2 separate regions of the Mus musculus genome follow, and region 2 is linked to region 1. Evidence: chromatin loops called from intact Hi-C (ENCODE). Cell type or tissue: left cerebral cortex. All regions are shown on one strand. Links, peaks and the distances in the headings refer to the core of each region. The heading gives the core; the rest is flanking DNA. Region 1 holds the start of Agap2 (ArfGAP with GTPase domain, ankyrin repeat and PH domain 2). Region 2 overlaps B4galnt1 (beta-1,4-N-acetyl-galactosaminyl transferase 1).

The links. Peaks named below come from ENCODE experiments on the same cell type or tissue, not always from the same donor. Only the 100,000 strongest peaks of a DNase experiment are listed, where the experiment ranks them.
Region 2: it touches region 1 in a loop (2.9-fold over the local background); 5 of 42 quality-filtered maps call a loop at or near these places.

The regions. Positions count from the first base shown.
Region 1 is chr10:127,074,405-127,086,666 of GRCm38, reverse strand. Agap2 (ArfGAP with GTPase domain, ankyrin repeat and PH domain 2) reads right to left here and starts at 7,760. Exons shown (of 19, transcript NM_001033263.5): 1 at 5,896-7,760; 2 at 4,245-4,303; 3 at 3,614-3,701; 4 at 3,374-3,459; 5 at 3,089-3,236; 6 at 1,420-1,554; 7 at 1,007-1,116. The coding sequence starts at 7,045. In left cerebral cortex, for the core only: CTCF peaks have their summits at 2,929, 5,303 and 6,826; DNase peaks (open chromatin) are centred at 7,847, 8,404, 8,952, 10,352 and 9 more places; H3K4me3 peaks cover 5,087 bases; H3K27ac peaks cover 6,988 bases.
Region 2 is chr10:127,168,144-127,180,377 of GRCm38, reverse strand. It overlaps B4galnt1 (beta-1,4-N-acetyl-galactosaminyl transferase 1), which reads right to left. Exons shown (of 11, transcript NM_008080.5): 7 at 10,536-10,634; 8 at 10,210-10,400; 9 at 9,647-9,787; 10 at 9,219-9,459; 11 at 8,038-8,762. The coding sequence ends at 8,545. Slc26a10 (solute carrier family 26, member 10) reads left to right here. Exons shown (of 18, transcript NM_177615.4): 1 at 1-147; 2 at 643-753; 3 at 1,492-1,649; 4 at 1,871-2,035; 5 at 2,288-2,440; 6 at 3,209-3,291; 7 at 3,424-3,571; 8 at 3,693-3,806; 9 at 5,316-5,393; 10 at 5,477-5,572; 11 at 5,988-6,094; 12 at 6,210-6,279; 13 at 6,353-6,469; 14 at 6,570-6,573; 4 more. The coding sequence ends at 7,840. Among named protein-coding and RNA genes, the nearest start is that of Slc26a10, 6.3 kb to the left of the region's middle. In left cerebral cortex, for the core only: CTCF peaks have their summits at 9,214 (motif pointing right) and 10,197; DNase peaks (open chromatin) are centred at 9,235, 9,390 and 10,177; H3K4me3 peaks cover 457 bases.

The DNA.
Region 1 (12,262 bases), core at 2,669-10,668:
TTACATCATTACTCATTGTGTGGCATCAGCAACACAAATTTCCCCCAGCACTGCCACACTGCTTTAAGTTTTGTAAAGTTTGACCTCCTGAGTATCACGCCATGGGACAGTGCGGAAAGCCTGAGGAAGCCTGAGGAGGGAAGCCTACTTGCTTAGAGACTTTGTAATTGGCACCTCAAGCCTGGCTGATTTTTCAGTTCAATGCTACTTTCTTTCTTGGCTTTAGTTTTTCAAGACAGTGTTTCTCTATGTAGCCCTGGCTGTCCTGGAGCTTACTCTGTTGGCCTTGAACTCAGAGACCTGCCTGCCTCTGCCTCCTAAGTGCTGGAATTAAAGGCGTGTGCCACCTCTGCCAGACCTCAATGTTACTTTCTTTTTTTTTTTTTTATTCCCTTTTTCTTTTTTTTTTTTTTAAAGATTTCTTCTTTTTTAAAGATTTATTTATTTATTATATGTAAGTACACTGTAGCTGTTTTCAGACACTCCAGAAGAGGGCGTCAGATCTTGTTACAGATGGTTGTGAGCCACCATGTGGTTGCTGGGATTTGAACTCCGGACCTTCGGAAGAGCAGTCGGGTGCTCTTACCTACTGAGCCATCTCACCAGCCCTCCTTTTTTCTTTTTTAAAGATTATTTCTTTTATGTATGTGAGTACACTGTATTTGTACAGATGGTTGTGAGCCTTCATGTGGTTGTTGGGAACTGAATTTTAGGACCTCTGCTCTCTCTGGTCAGCCTCACTCGCTCTGTTCAACTCCACTCGCTCAGTCCCTGCCCAAAGATTTATTTACTATTAACCACACCGATGCTGTCTTCAGATTCACCAGAAGAGGGAGTCAGATCTCATTACCGGTGGTTGTGAGCCACCGTGTGATGGCTGGGATTTGAACTCAGGACCTTCGGAAGAGCAGTCAGTGTGCTCTTACCCAGCCCTCAACATTACTTTCTAATCCCACCCACTTCTTCACTTCTGAATTTGGTATCAGTTCCAGACACCCCAGCTCACCTGCCCAGCTACAGGAGTAGATGCAGCTGAATGGCTTGGCGAGCTAGGCAGGGATTTGCAAGCAGCCAGGAGTTGTTGTTGTTTGCGCAAGGTCACCACCTTCTGGGCCACTGAAGGGACAGGGAATTGGAGGAATCACTGGACAGGTCCCCACAGCCACCTCTGAGAAGTACCCCGGCCGTAAAATCGCCCCGACTTCCTCGTCACCAGAGCCTATCTATGCCTAGACTGATTCTCCAGCCCAGAAAGCATCTGTAAATTAATACAGCTCTCTATAGGTCCCCAGACCCCTCCTCCCTCCCAGAGGCCAATTTCCTGTCACTGGGAAACACAGAACTGGATACTGGGTCTCCAGGATATCACAGGCTCTCTCGATTTGCCCATCACACGCTGAGACTCCCATGCTTGCTCACCCTCCTGGAAGACCCGGTCCACATTGAGCCCATAGGTTGCGCAGGTCTCGTAGTAGCTACAGCGCTTCATGTCCGTGCACAGAGCCCTGGCTCGAGCATCACCCACCACTCGAGGAGATGATGCACTGATCCTGTCTGGGAGGACAGGAAAGGGGCAGGGCTGGCAAGGTACTCTTCCTTCTCTGTTCATGATTCCCTCTGACACCTGTGTGGAGCCCAGGCTAGACCTCCCAAAGCTAGAGTGTGGGAGACGATCTGTCCTCAAGTGGACTGTTAGTGTCCATACCCTTTTGTGAGTTCTGGGCCAAGCCCAAGTTAGGTTGGTTTCTGTCTCTCTGTGTATGCCTGTCTGTCTGTTTGTGGGTCTATCTGTCTGTCTGTCTGTCTCTCTCTGTGTATGTGTGTGTGTGTTTCTGTTTGTATATATGTGTATATGGCTGTCTGGCCGCCACATGTGTGGTGTGTGTGTGTCTTTTTGTTCGTGTGTATGTGTATGTCTGTCTGCCTGTCTTCCACCCCCATGTGTGTGATGTGTATGTGCATGTGTCTTTCTGTTTGTGTGTATGTGTCTGTCTATCTGTCTGTCTCCCCCCATGTGTGTGGTATGTGTGTATGTGTGTGCATGTGTCTTTCTATTTGTGTGTATGTGTATGTCTGTCTGTCCCCCCCATGTGAGTGTGTCTTTCTGTCCTTTTGTGTGTGTGTGTACTTGTATGTCTGTCTGTCCTCACCTATGTGTGAGGTATGTGTGTGTGTTTCTGTTTGTGTGTATGTGTGTCTGCTCCCCCCTATGTGTGGTGTGTGTGTGTGTGTATGTCTGTCTGTCCCCACCTATGTGTGAGGTATGTGTGTGTGTTTCTGTTTGTGTGTATGTGTGTCTGCTCCCCCCTATGTGTGGTATGTGTGTGTGTGTGTGTGTGTTTGTTTATGTGTATGTGTATGTCTCTGTGTGTATGTGTGTGTTTCCAGGCAAAACTCCAGAGGTTGAGTTGGAATGTCCTGATGATAGCTGAGACTCACAGGTGATAAACATCCATCCTGAACCGGAGGGAGAACAATGAGAGGTGAACGCCTATAGGTAACAGGTGGGCTGTTCCTTCTCCAGTCAGAAACCAGGAGACAAGAGACAGGTGGAGGTCTGTGCCTGCAGTGGCATGTGCGGCCACACGGAGCATCCTGCCAGCCGGGCAGAGCTGGCTAGTGACAGCCTAAGTGCTTCTGAGCTCCTGCTAGGAGAACTCAGTCTTCTGCTTACCTGGTTTCCTCCATAGTCCCTTGTTTGCAGAGAAATTTCTTTTAAACAGTGTCAGCCTGACCCAGCTGAAGGGAAAGACTTTCTATCCACACCAGGACTTGACATTTTCTGTGTGTTCCATGGTAGTGGTGTCAGAAATGGCAATGTGAACACAGGGGTAGGTAACATTTCCAGAGGGGGACAGAGATGGCCATTACAGCTGTCCTGCCCTCTCAGGCTGTCCTCCCTTCTCTGCTCAGACCTTGGGGAGTTTGTTTGTTCATTACTTCCTTATTTGGGCATCAGGCTCCCTCTAGAGGGATGCTGGAATCTAAATAGGCAGCCAGACACTTTCCAAATTATCAATCATGGTGGGCAGTACTTATCTACCCTTCACCCTCCTCTACAAGCAGGGCTTCCACGTCCTCTCCTTACCTTGGGTCCCAACCAGAGCCAGGGCCAGACCTCCTCGCCCCTCCCCCCGGAGGGAGCTCAGCTGCCCATGGAGACGGCTCACAGCCTGGAAGCTGCTCTCATCCTCCAGGCTGAAGACGAAGATCACAGCATCTGCCCAGCCTGAGAACTTGCAGGGGACGAGAAAGCAATCAGGGGTCACACAGGCCCACTCCCTCTGGGTACCATTCAGGATCTCCTAGCAAGCCAGGGAATGAGTGCTTCTGAATACCGACCCTAGGCAGCCTGCTGTCGCCACTGCCTCACCTTGGCATCGGGTGCCCCTGCTTCCTCCCGGATCAGCACCAGATGGGTCTGCCCATCCACTAGCATCTCCTTCTTGTACTGCTCACCTGCCCAGAAGAAGTTTAATGGGTCAGAGGGCAGCTCACCAGACCTCCTCACAGCCCCTTAACTTTAGCTCTTGCTTGGGCCTTGAGTGCCATCATGGTACCTGCCCAGGCACTAGCTCCCAGCCTTAGCTTACTGTGGCTCCTGAAGACTTACTCTCAATCTTCTCCAGCACCTGGTATGAACCCGTGAGGAATCTATGGATGAGGGACGACTTCCCACTCCTGACATCACCCAGCACACCCTAGAGGAGAGACGTGGCACAGAGACAGTAGGAGTTACCAAAGGGTAAGATGCTGGGTCTGTTCATGACCAGGGACTGGGCAGTGTCAAGCCATCAAAGGACCTTCAGAGCTTCCAGTCAACTGAGAAGGGTAGGGCATGCCATGGTAAGAAATGGTTCCACAGCTGAAGCAGACCACAAACTGAGCAATGCCTAGTTTGCTGTGTGTGTTGCTTAATCACACATTAAACATGTTTGTGCAGCAAGGCTTAGGTCTAGGCGTTAACTGCATTTGCCCAGTTCTTGGCAACAGAACACCAAGAGGTTTTGTTTGTTTGTTTGTTTTGTTTTTTAAGCTAGAAATGAGAAGCTGGGACAAACTGAAAGTGACTTAGAGAAGCTGTGAATATGTATGGAGCAGATCCCTCAATACTGCTCTGATGCTAAACTCAAAGAGTTCTTGGTTTCATGGAGAGGAACAAGGCGAAGCAAAGCAAGAGAATTAAGAGTTCCTGGGAGATGTAAGCCTTCCCTGCATGCAAGCCAAGAGACTGGGCTACCTACCAGGCGCAGTTCGGGAATTGATCGGCTCAAAGTCCATTCCTGGCTATTAACCACAGCCTCTGGAAAGGGAAAGCTACAGTAAGAAGGGAGAGTCTGGGCTAGGAGGACTCCTGTCCCCTGCCACTCTCTTTACTGAGGGGCTCACCTAACCCTGAGTGAGGACCCTGCCTGCAGTGGCTCAGGTCTGAGTGGTCCCCAGTCCTCCCATCCCAGCCGCTCTCCCCACAGCTGTTGCCACCACTCAGTGGTTGCTTAGCAACAGAGCTAGCAAGACAAAAATACTTCAGTTGGCATCTCCCTTAAACACATCCCCAAACGTGGGTCCTTGCCCCAGACCCGACTAAGACTTTACTAGCAATGGTTTCCCTACACTACAGAGAATAGAGTCCCCCCTCACTCTCCCCCCCCCGCAACATTCTTGGAGCAGATCCAAGAGGGAAGGCCTGGGTCCTAGAATGGAATGGGTCTTCTTACATCTCCGTTTCACACAAGATAGGTGAGGGCTTTCCTGCCCTTTTTCAAGGTCAGTGGTACAAGTAGTTCTAACCCCTGTCCATTGCCCAAGGGAGACAAAACTTAGGTTTTCCTCTGCCTAGACCTCCATGGCCTCCGAAAGAACGATGGGGGTAAAGCGCCATTCTCAAGCAGAGAGAGAAACCACAGGCCTGGGGAGAAAAGATTCTCCTTGCACCCGCCGGGTCCAGCCCCCGCGCCTGACACTGGCCGGACGTTCCCGGGGCGCCGCAGCTGCGGCGGGAACTCGGGGATCCGGAGCCATCTGCTCCCACCCGCTCAGAAGCCAAACCCCCCGGGGCCGCCCCCGCTTCCAGACCCGCCTCCCCTCCGGGGAATGTGAGCGGAACCGAGTCGTCGGTCGCACCCCCTCTCCCAACGCGCCTGTCTCTACCAGTTAGAAAATAATAATAAAGGCACCCCACGGGAGGAAAATTAAATAAATAAGGCGACCTCTTTGTATGGCCTCCCAAGTCTCCCGGGATAAGAATTGTCTTAGCAGCAGTTCTGCCCCCTGCCTCACACCGGGGTCAGCCCCGGGCGGGTTTCGGCGCCGCTGTGGGGCGGGGGTGGGTAGTGCGGGAAGCCAGGCTTCCTATCTGCCCCCTCTCAGTTCACATTTAAATCTGCACGTTCCAGCCCACGCTCGCTCAAGAACCGCCCAATCCACCTTCAGTGCGTGGAAAAGCAACCAGCCCGCTGTCAACCCAGGAGACCTGTCTCTGGCGAGGAGCTGCCAGCAAGGTCACTGCCACACCACCTGTGCCTGTTACTCAGGGGAAACTGAGGCTTCCACAATCCCTGCACCTCCAACGTCCCTCCAACACAAGCAAAGCTCCTATCGCCTTGTTTGCAGAATCCAACCAGAGCTGGGATTGGGGCCTGAGGCTTCTGTGGGAGGATTTCCTACAGTTGGCATCAACAAGGCCATCATCTCCAGGAAAGCACAGACTCGCTCGGAAAACACCCATCTCAGTCTCCTGGCTTCAGGACCTCTTCCTATCCTTGGCCCCATCCTTTGGTAGAGGAGCCTGCCTCCTCCATCCACCCAAGAGCAAGGCACCCCTCATTCTTACACAGTGTCCCCTCATCCCAAGTAAGCAATCAGGTGTCTCAGGCCCTGACCCTCCCTACTCACTAGGGGAGGTGCGTAGTTCTGCTCCCAGCAGCTCCCTGGACCCGCTGCTGGAAGACAAGCCTTGGGGTCCGGGAAGGGGCCCTGGACCAGGAGGCCCTCCTGTGCTCTTGGTGAAGATACCGCTGATAAACTTGAGCATCTTGCGGTCACGAGTGGACGCTCGGCCGCCCTCCCGGCCCCTTTTCAGCCCTGGAGCTGGTGGCTCCAGAGTGATAGGGGGTGCAGGCCCGAGGGGCTGCGTGGAGGTGGCAGTGACAGAAGTGGCTGGAACTGGGATTGCTGGCACGGTGAGCGGAGGAGAGCCGGCACTGGGTCCTGGGTGTAAGTCACTATTGTCCAAGGTCTTACTCTTGCCTTTCCGAGGGGACAACTTCCCTCTGGTTCCAGCCCCAGCCCCGACCCCACCAGAGGTCGTGACTGCAGCGCTCCCTCCCCCGCCGGCCGCAGCGGCAGAAGCTCCAGTCCCGGCGGTGCTCTTTGACCCCTTGACCCTGGGTTTGCCCTCGCTTTCGGGCCATGACAGGCGGCTGCCTGCGCCCTTGCCCCCGCCGGCTTTGGCTCCACTAGTGGTCACGGTCTTGAAAGGCTTGGGAGCAGGTGGAGGAGGCGCCACCTTGAGCCTTCGGCTACCGGTGCCAGGATGCGGGGAGGACGAGCCCGGGACTCCGCCACCCGTCCGGCCTTCAGGTTCCGGACCCCCCCAGCTCGGGCTGCTGAGTAGAGGGCGCCGGGAGGAAGAGGGGGCGCCTCCCGGCTTGGAGTCCGGGCTCAGCCCCCCGGAGAGCGGGGGTCCCGGAGGGGCGGCCCATAGGGACAGTCGGCGGCCCGGAGCCGGGGAGACCGGGCGAGCCGGACTGGCCGGAGCCGGGGACAGCGCGGGGGGCTCCGCACCCCCGGTGCCTGCGCTGCTGGTACTGATCCACAGCGCATCCTGCCGGTGGAAGAGACGCTCGTGCCGCTTCTTGCCGGGTTCCTCCGAGCCTCGGGGGCTGCCAGGATCTCGGGGCTCGGAGCCTCTGGCCCCGGGGGCGCCGGCTGCGGCTGCAGATGGAGAAGGCGGCGGCGGAGGTACCGACTCGAGCTTGACCAGGGTCAGCGAGATGAGGTAGGTCGTTGTCCGGCGCTGAAGCGCGCCCGCGCCCCGGCTCATGGGGCCCGGAGACCCCCGAGCTGGGGAGGGGAGGGGACTCCCCGGGTATGCCTCAGGGGGGCCCGGCCATGGGGCCGCCCTGCTCGCTGCCCCCAGCCCCCGGACCCCTCTGAGCCCCCGGCCCGGCTCCGCTGTCGCCGCCGCCTCCGCCGCCTCCTCTTGCGCCCCCCTCCCATCACATGGGGCGCCCCCTCCCCATGCTCCCCGCCCTGCGCCCCCACCCCCTTGGAGCCCCGGGACCTTGGTGCTGCTCCAGGGAGGCGCGCCGGATCGTGCACCCCGGTCTGGGTGGGGGCGTTGAGATGGGCGGAGGAGGGTGGAGAGGACAGTAGTGGGGGCAAATGGGGATGAAGGGAAAGAGGGTAGAAAGGGGGACAGGGGCCTGGGGGAGAAGCTTGGGTGAGGGGAAGGCAGGGGCGGGAATGCGGACTCAATGGGCAGAGGCCGCAGATGCAGTGGGAAAGGGGGGTCTTGAGGGTAGAGACTAGTGGGGCTGTCTGTGCGGGGGATTCGCAGGAGCACGGGGAGGATGCTAGGGATGGAGCTATTGGAGGCGGTGAGGGAGGAAAGAGGGAACGGGAGGAGATAGGAACCCACGGGTCTGGGGTCTGGGAGGGGAGGGGCGTGGATCCTGGAGAAGAGTAGGGGGGGGGGTTCGCCCGGGATCGGCTCGGTCCGGATGCGCGTTGTGTCCGGGCGCTCCCCTCACATTGAGGAGGAGGCGGCCCGCGGGCCCCCCCACCCCATCTCTCCTCCCCCCCCCCCCCAACACCGCTGTCTGCTAGGGCGGTACAAAATCCAGGACTGGATTTCCCTCCCAAAACCTGGACTGGATTTCCTGGTACTTGGAGTCACCTCCACCAACTACCTAGCCCCCTCATTTCTCACACCATGATTAGGGGACACGAATGTGGACTGTGACATTTAGGGACAAAGGTAAAAAAAACTGAACTATTGGCTGGACAGGTACAGGAACAGAGAGAACTCTTTGTCCCCGTCAATTCTGGGGAAGCTGAAATGGGCTATCCCTTCCCAGGGCCTTTCCCCTTCCCCTCGCAGGGTACCTGGGTGAGTCTCCCTTCTCATCACCCAGCTCCCTCTCCCACCCCGCTCCCACCCTATACTGAGTACTTGCACTGCGCCTTGAACTCATTGTCCCAAAGTGAACTTGGAAAGTGTCCCCAGGGATGGGGACAAACAAGGAACTTAGAAGGGTAGGGAGGGGGAGGGGGTTTGCCTCTGGAGGGGAGAAGCTTGAGGGCTTCTGAGCCCAATCAGCAGCATGAGTCAAAGGCCCAGCTCAAGGTGGAAGAAATACATCTACCGACTGACACCCCCCCTATTCCAAAATGCATCTAGTCTCCATAGCAACCGTAGCTCCAAGAGTGCCTCCGAAGCAGCAGCAGGGATAAGCGGAGAGGAGGGATCAGTGTGTAGGATGGGTGGGAGACCAATCAGGGGATGCTGGTTAGTGAAGGCCTTACTCTCACACCTGGATACCCACCTGCGGGGGGGGGGGCGGATTTTGCTCCCTGGACACAAGGAACCCCCTCAGCTGAGCCAGCGGGAGCCAGCCTTTTAGGTGTTTCCATTCAGTGTCCTGAGGTCTATGTAGCCCGGTTCTTACAGCAGGTGTGTGTGTGTGTGTGTGTGATGGGGGTGGGGGGAGGCAGAGCGAATGGACACCATTTGTGCTGTGTCCCCACCCCTTTGGGGGCTTTAGAGTTCAAGGCTTTGTCCTCCAGAGGGGCAGAGAAATATGAACAGTTAAGCCCTTGCAGAAGAGAGACTGAGACCCCATGGAGGGAGGAGAGATGCTGGAAGGAAGGAAGATCTCCCTGAAGCCTTGGAGACCCCTGCCCGGGATCTGGAGAGTCTCCGCGGTACTTTGATTTGGCGTCCCACCCTCTTGACGCAGCCCAGACTATAATAAGTGCTGCCGTGGGCGGCTCTTGGAGGCAGGAGCCAGCACCGTGTTCTTCGGCCTGGTAGGGGGTAAGGGTTGGGGGCTGAACCGGGATGCCAGGAGTCCTTTTGTTCTACAGAGACTCATTCCCACTCTCTCCCAGATCCCATCTTTGAGGTCAATGGTTTTTTTTTTTTTTTTTTTTTTTTTTTTAGGGATTGCCCATCAAACATCCTCAGGGCAGGAGACCCACCCTAATTTTTCCATGAAGGAGACAATTTCATAAATGAGAATTGTTAGCTTTTTAGTATTTGGGGGTGGAGTGGTCTCAGTTCGCCTTCATATTTAGTGTGAAAAGAATTCTGTCTCAGAAGAGAACAAATTACTTAGGAAGAGCACAGCTTTGCCAGGTGGTGCACTCTTTTGAGGAAGCTGAGGCAGGAGGATGACTCAAAGTTTGAGGACAGCCTGAGCTACACAGAGAGTCCAAGGGGAGCCCGAGATAGAGAGCAGGACCCAAATTCAGACTCAAAACAAAAACAACAACAACAACAACCCCCCCCCAAAAAAAACCCATAGTGTCGGACTGGTAGAGCCCTTGCCTATCACGATAGGAGGCCTGGGGGCCCTAGGTTTTATCCCCAGCAACACACACCACACACAAAGATACAGAGAAACGTCTATCAGCCTCCACTCTCTCCTTACCCTACTTTCTTTCTTCCTTCCTTTCTTTCTCTTCTTTTGGATAGCTGAGTCTAGGACTTGCTCTGTAATCGAGGCTGCTCTAGAACCAAGGTTGTGAGATTATGGTGCTAGGGACACTGGGGTGCCCCATCACACTAGCTCCCCGCCCCCCCCCCCCCAGGACTAAGAGAATTCCTTTGCCTGGTCCCAACCCCATGCTGTTCCAGACAAAGGTGAAATCTAGAGTTTCCCCCACTAGGCAGTCCTGTGGACTAGCCTCCCTAGGACTTCCTTTCTCATCACTGTGGCTATCCGGGAAGATGCAAGTATATTTCCTGTCAGAGGCTTGTGTTCTGGAGCTGAAAGAGACGCTAACTTCAGAAGGGTAATGAGAAGACAGAGGCGTGGAAGCTATCCCACTAAAACCCTAAATCAATCATGCCTGCCTCCAAATTGTGCCCTGGTGTCAGAAGGTGTTTGTTTGTTTGTTTTGACACTCCCTTCCCAAAGAAGTAGCTGGGAGCAGAGAGGTCTGATAACTGGAATGATCAGGGTCTGATGGAGGACGGGCTTGTTTCTCCCTGACATAATTCACAAGCAAGAAAGCCAGCTTCTTGGGAATCCAGAAATGGATGGAGTGTAACAGCCCCCCAGTTCCTCAGTGCTGGGCCTCATGGATGGAGAACAGACTTGCCAGGGCCCCAGCACAGGATCCAAGGCTACAGTGGGCAGGAGGATGTGGCGGATGCTGTTGCCATGACAGCACTTCCTCCCAGTGTTGTCATCAGTTACTCTAATGGCACTAAGGAGGTAGAACGGAAGGAACCCAAGGGGAAGACAAGAAGGGGAGACAGAAGGAGAGGGGACTGAGGCAAGTCCTGGGGTCCTTGCTGCACTGCGGCTGTATAAAGTGTGGAGTCTTAAGGGTTAGTGTGTCTGGGAACCTGACATCCTTTGTGGTGTATCCCCCCCCCCCCCCGTGTGTGTGTGTGTGTGTGTATGTGTGTGTGTGTGTGTGTGCTTCTCTACAGCTGGAGAACAAGAGGTCACTGATCTTTAGTGGGTCCTGGGAATGAACACGTTACCGAGTCCCAGAACCTTCTGTCCCGACAGCTTCCTGTTCTAGACTCCTCAGACAGGGACTCCATCTATCGGGTCTGTCTCCCCAGTGTGTGTCCACTCTCTGCTGCCAAGAAGGTCAGTCCCACAGTGACCCGTACTCTGTTCAGAGTTGGGCTTTGGGAAAAGGAATAATAATACCCCCCCATGTCTTTTCCCATCTCCCCTAATGTCTTCTTCCCAATTCCCAGCTCCATCTCAGGAACGAGGAAGTCAATGCCTGAACAGCCAGAAACTCTGTTAAGACACGCACGGCTAAGCATTTCCATGCCCTGTACTGGTCCCCAAAGCAGCCAAGTTAGGGACTGATGCATCTCTTACCTCGTACGCTGTCCAGTGAGGCCTGGATGCCAGCTTGGAGTTCGGGGTCACTCACTCTCTCTGCCAGCTTCCTGAGTCGGCTCAGAGCTTGCTTGGCCACCTCATGTCGCCTGACTTCTGCTCTTACTGTGGCTATAGCCAACTGCCTCTGGGCATGCATGTTGCGCAGACTTGCCTTGCCAGACTACCAACCACCTCTGCTTCTGAAGCCCATGACCCTGCAACCCCCAAACTTCAGAAGGCCCCTTCTGCTGTGCCCCAGAACTCCTCGACCCTGCCCGCCCTTCCGTCTGTCGGCCTCACTTCCTGACTGGTGAGCTTCAAACCCACAACCCACACTGCACTACCTCTTACACCTCCTGCCCCCTCTAGCGTTGGCCCTTCAGCTCCGACAGCCAGCCCCGGTTATGATTGCTCAGTCAGGTGAATGGAGCAACCTTAATAAGCAGTCCCACTGCCTCAGTGGGAGGTAGCAAATTAAGATGGCCGTGGATTCTGGGAGAATGTGGCCAGTAGAATTTCAGGTAGGATCCATACTCTTGGTGATTTGCAAATTTATCTTAGAGAAACACAGAAATCAAGGCTGGAGAGATGGCTCGGTGGTTAAGAGCACTGTCTGCTCTTCTAAAGGTCCTGAGTTCAAATCACAGCAACCACATGGTGGTTCACAATCACCCGTAATGAGATCTGATGCCCTCTTCTGGGGTGTCTGAAGACAGCGACGGTGTAAGTAAATCTTTGGGCCAGAGTGAGTGGGGCCAGAGAGAGAAGAAAAAGTGTCTGAAGACAGCTATAGTATACTTACATATAATAAATAAATAAATAAATAAATAAATAAATCTTTTAAAAAGAAAACCACAGAAATCCATATACAATTACTTGGTCTGTCACCACAGAGGCCTACATGTGCTGGAGAAATATCTCAGCCATTAAAGATAAGGCTGAGTTACCTGTCTCTCTACACATTTCTAAAGGCTTCCCTTAGTCAGCTACTCACTATAACCATAAAAGATCCAAGTAGTTATGGGGTGAGTGGGTTATAGGGGAGAAAAAAACCTATAACCTGACAAAACTCTATGCTCCAAGTTCAGTTTCTAGCACAGTAATTAGCACGTATAACATGTAATCATTTACAGCATACTTTCATATATATTCACAACAAGCCCAAAGGGTGGGATCATTTATCA
Region 2 (12,234 bases), core at 4,235-12,234, 92 kb before region 1:
CCAGCGCCTGTTCTGGGCCGGGGGCGTGGCGCGTGCTGCTGGCACGGCTGCCCCCGCTGCGTTGGCTGCCCCAATACCGCTGGCGAGCCTGGCTGCTCGGAGATGCTGTGGCTGGAGTAACCGTGGGCGTTGTGCACGTGCCCCAGGGTAAGAGTCCCCAACTTCAGCCCGTTGGAATTCCAAGTTATGGGGGGCTTTCAGGGCAGGGCCCTGGGAAGCTGAGAGTCCAGCAGTGATGTGGAGGACTTGTGTCCCTGCATGGGGGAGGATCAGAGAGGAGGAGCTTGAGGTTCGGTTTGAGAGGACTAAGGGACTCCATCATAATTCCCCACCCCCATCCCTCCACATCTGTGCAATTCTGCGAGATATACTGGACTCTGTTCTGCCTCAGAGAATTGTAGAGAGGCACAAAACCTGCCACCCAGGACGTGGGCAAGGATCTGTGACCTTGTCAGCCTCACGACCTCCCACTGAGGCCCATTAATTAACCTTTCCGTTCCCTCCGGGGCCATGATTGATAGTATCTGGTGTCAACCCAAGAGTGTTGGGAAGGGCAGTATCTGGAGGTTGTGCACCCCACCATCCCCACCCTCATCCCATCCCCACCCCACCCCACCCCGATTCCTTCTACTTTTCTACCAGGCATGGCTTTTGCCCTCCTGACCTCGGTGCCCCCGGTGTTCGGACTCTACACGTCTTTCTTTCCTGTTCTCATCTACAGTTTACTGGGCACTGGGAGACACCTGTCCACTGGTGAGTGGCCACACTGCTCATGACTTTGCTTCTCTTTGGGATGAAAATAGACAGGGACTTGAGGCATACCCTCATCCCTTGAGATAGGGTCTCATTTTATAGTCTTAGCTGGTCTGAAGCTCCCCACAGACCAGGTGGTCTTAAACTCAGAGATCCTGCCTCTGCCACTTGCGTGCTGGGATTAAAAGCAGGGGTCAAACACACCTTAGCAAGGCTGCTACTTGGAAGCTTTGGGGCTGTATTCCCCTCTGCCCCCTTCCCTCTCCTACTTGCCACCTCTCTTGGGATCCACAACCCATTTCCACCCCCTTTGCACAGAACTCTGTCGCCTCCCTAGGCTTGTTGGAGTGGGTATAGAGGCGACAGTTTACAAGGATCTCCTTGTCCCCTGTGACATTTGGTTAAAAGAAACAACTTGAAGGGACCATGACCTTGAAGGGAAAGAGGTGCACAGTGGCTCACGGTCCAGTGAGAGCGTGAGGAAGGGGCACTTTTTTTTTTTTTTTTTTTTTTTTTTTTTTTTTTTTGCCAGTGGGTACACTCTTTTCTCCTTGCCCACTGGTTCCATGGGTGCGCTCTTCCGCATCGGTTCCTGGCTGCTGCACCAGCTCGTGATCCTAAGGTCTTCTAAGAGAGCGGATGGGACGCATGTGAGACTCCAGAACTGTGCGAGTCACGGCTGCTGCTCTGCCCCAGGCTGCACGAATGCTAATCTCTGCATTTGGCCCATGACTGCAGGAACTTTCGCAGTACTCAGTCTAATGACCGGTTCTGTAGTCGAGAGGGTGGTGCCCGAACCCCTCGCGGGGAACCTCAGTGGAATCGAAAGGGAGCAACTGGAAGCTCGGAGAGTTGGGGCGGCAGCCGCTGTGGCCTTCGGGAGTGGGGCGCTAATGGTAAGCGAGGACTCGACCCGGGTGAGGACCTTAGATGAATCCACCGAAAAGGACCAACACAATTGTGCCAGAGGATAGAGGGGAGGATAAAAACACCATTGAACTTGGCTTCCAGTCCGGAGTGGCAGATATATCGTGGGGAAGCTGGTGCACTGTGCGGGCTGGTCTGTTGGAGGTTTCGCACCACGCCCCGACCCCACCTGTCGCCGCCTTCTCTACAGCTGGGGATGTTCGTGCTGCAGCTTGGTGTCCTGTCCACCTTTCTATCGGAGCCTGTGATCAAGGCGCTGACCAGCGGGGCCGCGCTGCACGTGCTGGTGTCCCAGCTGCCAAGCCTCTTGGGATTGTCTCTCCCACGCCAGATCGGCTGCTTTTCTCTCTTCAAGGTGGGGGTGGGGAAAGAGGTTTCTAGATGTCACGGGAAAGGGTGGCTCGATAGGGACGGTGGGTGAAGGGGTTAAGATAGGCAACAAGGAATGAATGCAAGGAACTATGGCGCTGCGTGAGAGCGCTGGGGACGTAGAAGCCTTGATGGCCTCTGGAAAGAGAGTTTTGCCCCGGCCTAGTGGGTTGGTATTGAGTCTCTCGGGGTCAGTTAACGCTGGTACCCGGCCTTTGCACACTGTCCCTGCCCGCAGACGCTGGCCGCGGTGCTCAGCGCCCTGTCCCAGAGCAGTCCTGCAGAAGTGACCATCTCGGCGCTCAGCCTGGTGTTGCTAGTGCCAGTCAAGGAACTAAACGTGCGATTCCGGGACAGGCTACTTACTCCAATCCCAGGAGAAGTTGTCATGGTGAGGGCGGCTCTAGATCCCTGGACCCCGCTGTATCCGGATCCTCCCCATCCAGTGAGATCTAGAGGCTGTCGCCCCCTTGTGGAAATCTCAGGAGTCACAAGCGAGAGATCACGGTGACGCGTACTTTTCCAAGCATCTTTCCAGAGCAGTTGAGCCATCCGAACTCCCCCGCTACACATACACACACCTGAACTGTTCCACTACCGGAGTCGAGCGTCAGGCCTCTCTTTGCTCCTCTCCTTCCTTCCCACTGCACTTTTTCTCTCCTCGGGGACCCTCACTGTAATTCCTTTCACTGCCCGCCCAGATAACTCCTCCAGTGTAAATGAATGCCACAGCTTTCCACAGGCAACTCACATGTGCTCTCCGCTTAGAATGGCTCACTTGGCTCAAGTGTGTCTTTTGTGTCCATCAATCCCAAAGGACCTCCTCTTAGATCCTTTGTCCCTCTCTCCGGGCAAACACGGACTCTTCCTTCAGTGTAGGTGAGTTAGTCTGTGGCCTCATCAGCTGCTACACTCTAGAGAGGCCCCCACACTCGCAAAGGGATTCTCTTTCATGTTAAACCTCTTTCTTCTAAACCGGGCAGTGGTGGCACACGCACTTGTGAGGCAGGCGGATTTCTGAGTTCGAGGCCAGTCTACAAAGTGAGTTCCAGGACAGCCTGTCTCAAAAACAAAACAAAACAAACAAACAAACAAAAACCCAACACAAACACACACACAAAAACAAACAAAACGAAACAAAAGGTGTGATCGTTTTCAGGTGCTTCTGGCTACGGTGCTCTGCTTCACCTCTTCCCTGGACACAAGATACAATGTCCAGGTAGTGGGACCATTGCCTGGAGGGTAAGAGAAAGACTTCGCCCACCTCTCCCAAGATACCCCTCCCCTGCCCCGCCCCTTCCTGTTTCCTGTCTCCTCTGTTCCCTGTAGCACCGGCGGCGGACCCACCCTTATCCTGGCTTTCTCCTTCCCTAGATTTCCCCAACCCCTCCTCCCCACCCTGGATGAGCTGCCCAGGATACTGGCCGACTCCCTGCCTATCTCGTTGGTGACTTTTGCTGTGTCCACCTCTCTGGCCTCCATCTATGCAGACAAGTACAGCTACACTATTGAGCCCAATCAGGTGTGACTTAATTGTGAATGTCATCCCTTTTCAGAGTTAAGCCCCTTAGCCTCACTCCTCCCCACCCCACCCCACCCCGTGCCTACGTCTTCCCCATCTTCATCCTGCTGTGTCCTTCTAGGAACTCCTGGCCCACGGTGTCTCCAACCTCATTTCTTCTCTCTTCTCTTGCTTTCCCAACTCGGCCACACTGGCTACAACCAGCTTATTAGTGGATGCTGGTGGGAATACACAGGTAAGGGTATCCTTGAGAGGATGAGGAGAAAGGATGGGACATTCAACAGGGGTGGCAGGAGAGAGTGGGGAACAGGTGGATAACCCAGGATTTAGCATCTACATATTCCAGGATGGTAATGGGATTATGAAGAGGAGGGTTAGACAATAACGGAACTCCATGAGGACCTCTGTTGGCCGTAAGCAAAAGCTACAATGCCTCAGACCTGATTAAAAATAAAAACAGTAACATCAAGGTGTTGTATTACATACCCAGAGTTCTGGAACTAGGAAGGCTGACAGAGCAGAGGATTGTCTGGGGCTCAAGGCAGGCTGGGGCACATAGTGACTGTGGAAAGGGGACTGCCACCATTCTGTGGAGATGGCTCAGTGGTTAAAGCAGAAGCATTAGCACAGGGGTTCAAGCCTCCAGGTCCATGGGTATGGTGACCTGTCTAGAAGGCAGGGATGGGGGCAGGAACCCAAGAGCTTTGGGTTCAGCTGAGAGATCCTGCCTCGATGAATAAGGTGATGGGGGAGGAGGCCCAGTGTGGAATTCTACAAGAACTGGGACACAGGTATGTTGTCCCTGCACACACTTGTGCTTCTACGCACATTCAAACACACACACACATACCTATAAATGTAGGAGATAAAATAATTCTGATGGTTCTCATAAGGATCTCAAAAACAAAACAAAACAAATCAAAACAAAATAAAACCAAAACCTTCGGGTTGGAGAGATGGCTCAGCAGTTAAGAGCACTGGCCACTTTTCCAGAGGTCCTGAGTTCAATTCCCAGCAACCACATGGTGGCTCACAACCATCTGTAATGGGATCTGATGCCCTCTTTGTTTGTTTATTTGTTTGTTTCGAGACAGGGTTTCTCTGTGTAGCTCTGGATGTCCTGGAACTCACTCTGTAGACCAGGCTGGCTTTGAACTCAGAAATCCACCTGCCTCTGCCTCCCAAGTGTTGGGATAAAAGGTGTACACCACCATTTCCCTGCCAGATGCCCTCTTCTGGTGTGTCTGAAGACAGCGACAGTGTAGTCATGTACATAAAATAAATAAACCTTTTAAAAACCCAAAAACCAAAACAACCAAACCACAACAGTAAACAAAAAGAAAGAATGGTTACATACCACTCCTACCTTTATATGTTTTGTTTTCCCTGCTATATCCTACACAGATGGCTAGCCTGCTTCTCAAAGCATCAGTACCAAAAGACCTTTGCAGATGGCGATGGGCTATAAGAATGGGGAGGTTGAACTGTGCACATCTGGGAGGGACTGGCAAGTGATAGACATTTAGCTGGGGGGAGGGGTTAAGTGTGATTGGCAGAACATCAAGAACGGGGTGAGAAGGGCATTTTCTGTGTTGATGGAGTTTTGGGAGGAAGGAGACTTTTCTGGGGGAGGAGGGAGAGTTTTGAAGAAGATGAGACAGGCTAGTCGGCCAGGGAGAGAAGCTCCCACTCGGGTCGGGGTGGAGGAGTCTCCCTGTCTTGTCTCTGTCTTTCCTTCCTGCAGCTGGCAGGCCTCTTCTCCTGCGCAGTGGTCCTGGCAGCGCTGCTGTGGCTGAGGCCCTTCTTCTACTACCTGCCCAAGGTAGGGTGGGAAAGAGGTGCACGCTCGCTGCGTGTGTGAGTGGAACCTTTGTCCTGACAAAGGCCTATCTTCTCCATCTCAAGGCTGTCCTGGCTTGCATCAATATCTCCAGCATGCGCCAGATGTTCTTCCAGATGCAAGAACTTCCGCAGCTCTGGCACATCAGCCATGTGGACTTTGTGAGAAATGGCAATATGCCAGGTTGCTAACCCCCCAAGCGCCCCGGTTTTGCCATGGACCAAAGTTGACCACCCTAAATTCTTTAATCCGTGCAACCTCCAACATACAGACCTCATACATACATTGGGGGAAAGGAGAGGGTGGGATGTGATTCGCCATGCCTGCGTGTTTGTTTGGAGGTATTTTGGAGTGGGTTCTGAAGATTGAACCCAGAACCTCATAAATATTAGGAGAGTTCCCTACCACTGAACTACACCCCCAATCCAGACTCCCGGGTTGCCCAGGGTCTGGTGTTATATTTGGTGTGTAGGCTTAAGTGAACTCGTCTGTCCACCACGCTTCCTTTCCCTTGCTCATATTTGTCCTTGAACCTCCGTTCCTTCTGGAGAATCCACCCATATCCATGTCCCTCAGGCTGTGTGGATAGTCACGTGGGTGGCTGTCGTGACCCTGAATGTGGACCTGGGCCTGGCTGTGGGTGTGGTCGTCTCCATGATGACAGTGGTCTGCAGAACTCAGAGGTGAGCAGAGATGGGCACCAAATGAGGGAAGGGGGATAGGTACCCTGTGGTGACTACAGCCAGGCTAGACCAGGCCAGGCTGAGGCTGGGACTCTGACTTGAGCTTCTTTCCTAGGGTGCAGTGCCTGGAGCTTGGATTGGCTGAGGGGACGGAGCTCTACAGGCCAATCAGAGAGAGCCGTAAGGTGGGTGGGCTGTATATAGCCTAAGAAGGCAGGAGTGATCAGACAGGCCGTTTCTAACAGTCTTACCCCTTAGCTCCTCCAAGTTCCAGGTCTTTGTATCCTGAGTTATCCAGCACCCCTCTACTTTGCAACCCGTGGGCAGTTCCACCGAATCTTGGAGTGGCATCTGGGGCTTGGAGAAAGAATCAAGGTGAGGATTTTGGTGGAGGAGGAACGTGGACCCTCTGGGTTTGGGAGGCCAGTGGGTTCTGAGGATGGCACTTATGTGATCTTGTTGTCTTTGTTTACAGCCAGGTAGTGTACCTGACAAAGGTGAGGTGGGCTGACAGAGGGAGAGAGATTCGGTCATGAACCACGGAGTTGGCTGGCACATCTGCTTCCTCCCTCCTTAGGTGCTGAGCCTGTCAGAGTGGCGATCCTAGACTTCAGTGGTATCACTTTTGTAGATGCTGCAGGGGCCCGGGAAGTGGTCCAGGTGAGGGAGTGGTCAAACTCAGGAAAAGCTCCCAGTCATCCCTCTTGCACCCTCGATTTGGGTTTAACCCCTCTTTGATTCCTGCAGCTCACCAGGCGGTGCCAGGACGATGGGATCTACCTTCTCTTGGCTCAGTGTAATGGTTCGTGGAGTGAAGAATAGAGGGTTGGGAGGTGGAGGACTGACTGGACACTTGTAGGGTGGATGTAGAGGCCCCAGCCCCTGACACTTTTCCCACACAGCCTTGGTGCTCGAGACCTTGACCCGGGCGAGACTCCTGGATAGCGTGTCTCCAGAACAACTCTTTGTGAGTGTCCAGGATGCTGCTGCACATGCACTGGAGAGGCTGGTAAGGGGGAGGAGCATCAAGAGTGGGAGCCAGGAGGTGCTGGGCTAGAGTATGGAATAGATGAGGACCTGGGGACAGGGATTCAGAGAAGGGACTGAGGAAGATCAAGGGGGAAGTAGAGAGAAGCTGCCTAGTAGATTGGAGGGCAGGGGCAGGCACATCTGTGATCCCCCAGCACATGGGAGGCAGAGGCAGGAGCATTTCTATGAGTCTGAGACCAGCCTGGTCTAGGGCAGTCAGAGCTACATAGAGAGACCCTACCTCAAAACCCAAATGAACCAATCTATCCATCCATCCAACAAACAAACAAACAAACAAACAAACAAACAACCTAGCCAAGTTCAAGAGTCTGGGGCAGGCTGGTGAGATGGCTCAGCGGGTAAGAGCACTGACTGCTCTTCCAAAGGTCCCCAGTTCAAGTCCCAGCAACCACATGGTGGCTCACAACCACCCATAATGAGATCTGATGCCATCCTCTGGTGTGACTGAAGTCAACTACAGTAGAATAATATTATATATTATATTAATAATATACAATAATAAAAATAAATATTAAAAAAAAAGAGTCTGGGGCACCCTTTACCAAGGGTGGAGAACTGAACTAAGGTTTCCAAAGGGGTGACATGCTACCAGATTACTGGTAGGTCTCAGGGAATATGGTACCCAATATTCCCTAACTGTCCACTTTTCTTCTCCAGAAACCTACTGGCCCAAAGATTTGCACGGTGTGGGTCTGACCATGCACTTAGAGTGTGAGAGGGCCCAACAGTCCGCGTGTGAGGAAGGCCACGGTCCTTGAGCTCCCCCCACCCCAATGCAACCAATAAAATGAAGCCGAGAATACCAGAAGCCCGTGGAGTGGGTCTCGGCATCTACACGTGGAGCTCTCCCATCCCCCCACAAGCCCCGCCACACCCAAAGTACCACAGAGACACAAGTAAAAATGGCTTTCACCGTGTGTTCACCAGCCCCACAGAACTACAGTCACAGTGCTTTCTGTGGGGGTATGTGGGAGCCGGTACACACGGTGCTGGATCCAGAGCTGGGGTGGGGTGCATGTCCCTGGGGTTGCAAATTGGGAGTTTCCCTGCCCACCTCGGGAGGTGAGAGTGTTTCCACTTGAGGGTCTTAGAGTCCTTCTGGGCTCTTTGGCACTTGGAAAGTGAACCTCCCCATTTCCTGCCCCATAGGAATGGGGTTGTGGGAGGACTTGGCACTGGCTGTGGGGGGAAGAGGATATGGCTCCATCGGGCCTCTGGTCGCTCACAGAAAGGAAGGGTGTCACCAGGACAAGCCCCTGTTAGGAATCAGATTGGTGGAGAGGATCGGGAAGCCAGGGTGTTCATCAGTGGGGTGCACAGGGATGGAGGTGGTGGTGGATAATCCTGGAAGGAACAAGGAGGCAGGCCCAGCCTGACAGTGTGAAGGCCCAAATCAGACGTCACTCGGCGGTCATGCACTGTAGCCGGTGTTTGAAGAAGAGTAGGCGATGTTTGGCCACTTGACTTTGGTCCAGTGATCCCGGGTACCGGTAACGGGCATAAGTTTCAGCTCCTGGGTCTTTTGCTGTCCACGGCAGCTTCACCTTCGATGCATGATCCACAACAACATCAGAGCAGGAGCCAACACGAAGGAAACCAAGTCCATCCAGGAAGAATTCTGGGGTGAGGGTGGGGAGAGCAACGGTTAAAAGCTCCTGAGGGGAGAGACGGCAATCCTTACGCTGAACTGAAATACAGGGCTCAGAGGGCAGCTAAGGAAAAACTATGTTGCTGAGGACACTCTAGCTTCTTTTGCTCTGATTTACTCTCGTGTGGGGTTCATTTCAATAAATACCAGTTCACTCCCTCTGAGTAGGGTCTGAACTGGGGAAGCAGCTGGCAGAAAGGTAACCTTTGCAGTGGAGAGGAAGTTCAAGGCTGACCGGCACCTGCGCTGTGTGAGGTGTTAAGTGGGATGTCCGGCAGAAGGAAGTGGAGGTTTCAAGTGCAGACCTTTGTCAGCCTCTCTAAACTGCTCTAGGGAAAGCGCAGAGGGTGGTGGGAGGGTTCAAGTGGCAGAACCGCGCCTGGTCCTTCCCATTCCTACGCACTGCCAGGAGGGGGCGCCGCTCACCCAGATGTGCCACCCGGTTGAGGCGTGGGTCAAAGCCCACTTGGCGCACTTTGTCTGTGCGCGCCAGGAAGAAGTTGACCACGCCGTCTGTGACCACACAACTTGGGAAGCCAACGAGCTCGTGGTGGAAGCCCTGCTTTTGCCGGAAGCAGTTCCCAAGGCCTGGGGCGCCCGGCTCCACACTCAGCAGCTGCCGGTAGGTGGTAGCGTAGCCCGAGATCTCCCGCACCGCGCCCCCTACCTGCAGGAGGCGAGAGGATGCTCCAGCTAAGACCAGGTCCCCGAGAGTAGAACGCTTCCTCCCCGCGCCCCTGCCCCACCCTCGCCCTATCGAAACACACAGGGCCCACACTACCCCCCAGACTCGCTTCACCTTTGGACGTCCCGCTCTCCCGTCTCCCACCCCACATCCGGCTCTCCTCCCCTACCAGGTCCAGGGGCGTCTTCTCGAGCACGTCCACAAGCTTCTCCAGCCGCGTGCGCGCCGTGAAGACAAAGTCGTCGTCCACCCACAGCACGTATTTGGTGGTTACTTGGGACACCGCCAGGTTCCGACCTGCGAACCAACCCTAGAAGAGTTGTATATGGTTGGGAACAGAAAAAGCCTGACATCTTTTTCCCTCTCCCCGCACTCAAAACAGCCTGTGTCCTGCTCTAGACTTCTTAGAGCTTTCCGATGACCGGAAACTAGGTTTAAAACTTCCCAGAGGGTCCCAACCCTTTTCCTAGACATTTTGAGCCCTTTGGGGGAAGGGTCTTGTATTTCATTGCTTCGTGCATACATCCATTGTATTGCTATAGGTATTAAGCACCATTTCAAGAATGCGGAACGAATAAGATAGGCAGGATTCCTGATTCCGAAGCCCTTGTGATAGGCACACATTTGTTTGAGGGAAGTGGTCCTTAATCAGCACCCTGGAAGCTGTTGGCTGAGGCACGCCCCCTTCCCAGAGTCCTCTGGCGCCCCCGCTCTGCTTTGCGGGCAGCGCACCTTGCCGAAGGGCATGAAGTAGTGCTCCACGTGTGGGTCGCTAATGCGCTCCGGTTTGTCACTGTCGTCAGCGATGACTATGGTGACCGTAGGGTAAAAGCGTCGGATGCTGGCAATGAGTGTCCGTAGTCGATCATAACGAAGAAAAGTCTTGGTGGCAATGGTAACCAGAGCACTGATGTTGTACTCGGCTGAAAGCAAGGTGTATTGGCCAGTGTGAGGGGGCGGGCGGGGGTGGGGGGAGAAAGAGTGGGAAAGCAGCCCCACCCCCACCCCCAGGGCCAACCCCCTCTTTACTTTCCTAATCCCTGGAGCCTCAGCCTCACCTCCTTGGGGTAGGGATGATGGTGGGTACAGCCGGGGGTTGGGAGGGTGTCTTACGAGGATGGTGAAGGCAACTTCATGTCCCTTGGTGGAGAACCGGACTGGGAAGAAAGGAGGTGGAATTGGGCCCTTAAGGCTAGAAGAGCACTCTCCTTTCAGCGGCCAGTATTTAAACTCTTAATCTGTGTTCTGCCTTTTCAGGCCTTGGTGGGCAAGATCATACCGTTCTGACTTCTGTGGAGCTTGCATGTTGTTTTGTGGTATTAGGAATTGAACTTAGAGACTAACACGTGCTTGGCAAGCACTCTACCGCCCAGCTGGGAACACCCAGCTCTCCTCCCAGCACCATGGTTGCGGAGGATGACCTTAAATTTTTGGAACCTCCTGCCTGTGCCTATTGAGTGCGATTGCAGGTGTTATTATCTACAGATGTCTCCTAAGGAGAGACATCATGTAGGGGTGCCAGCATCTGTGCAGTGCTGGGAACTCAACCCCTGGTCTTGTGCATGCTAGGTATAGCATGGTATCCGTTGAGCTACAGCTTCTGCCCAGAAACCTTACAGCTTAGGAGGTGGAACAAAGACAATGAGATTCTCGACGCCTCCCACCCCACTTTGGTTTCTCGAGTCTGGGTCTTGCTTTGTAGCCCTGGCTGGTTTGGTACTTATTGCATATAACCCAGGCTTGTTCCAACACTAAGGCAATTCTACCTGTCTCAGTTTCCTAAGTGCTAGGATTATATAGATAAACATCACCACACATAGATAAAAGATAACTTTTTAAAAAAGTTAATCTTTACAGCCGGGCAGTGGTGGCGCACGCCTTTAATCCCAGCACTTGGGAGGCAGAGGCAGGTGGATTTCTGAGTTCGAGGCCAGCCTGGTCTACAGAGTGAGTTCCAGGACAGCCAGGGCTACACAGAGAGACCCTGTCTCGAAAAACAAAACAGAACAAGTTAATCTTTACTGAGCATTTACTACATGCCTCACACACACACACACACACACACACACACACACACACACATGCACGCTCTTGCTATGTAGCCTAGGCTACCCTTGAAATTTCTCTCCTCCTCCTATGGCTTCCCAAGTACGAACATTACAGGCATGGATCACTATACTTTCCTCTGTGCTGCACAGATTTAAATTTTTCTGTAAATTGGGTGTGGTGGCATACATCTGTAATCCTGGGATTTGGGAGGTAGCAACACCAAGGAGCAGGAATCAGGCTCTGCTGAATAGTGAGTCTGAAGCCAGACAGAGCTAAATAAATGAGATGGTTTTCAAAACAAAACAAAACAAAACAAAAAAATTGAAAATGTGTTCTAAATAGATGAAGCCATTTAATCTTCATGGTAATCTTACTAGATAAACTATTGCAGGAAACTAAGCTTAGGCACAGAAAAGTAAATTGTCCATATTTTACAACGTCAAAGCTTAGGCTGAGTAAATAAGAAACGTCTAGTGTAAAAGCGGAGGCAAGGGACATTGTTTCAAGCAAACAGGAGACGTCTGAGCCCAGATGTAAACATCAAGAGGGAGCCAACCTTGAAAGCAAACAAACAAACTTAGGCAAAAACATTCCTGAAAACGGCAGATGCAAAGGCCCTAAGGTAGGCGCAGGTTCAGAAAAGCCAGTTTTGGAGAAAAAAAGGAGGAAGGGTGAGGGAGCTTGGCAAGGTAAGTGTTGGGCTAGAAA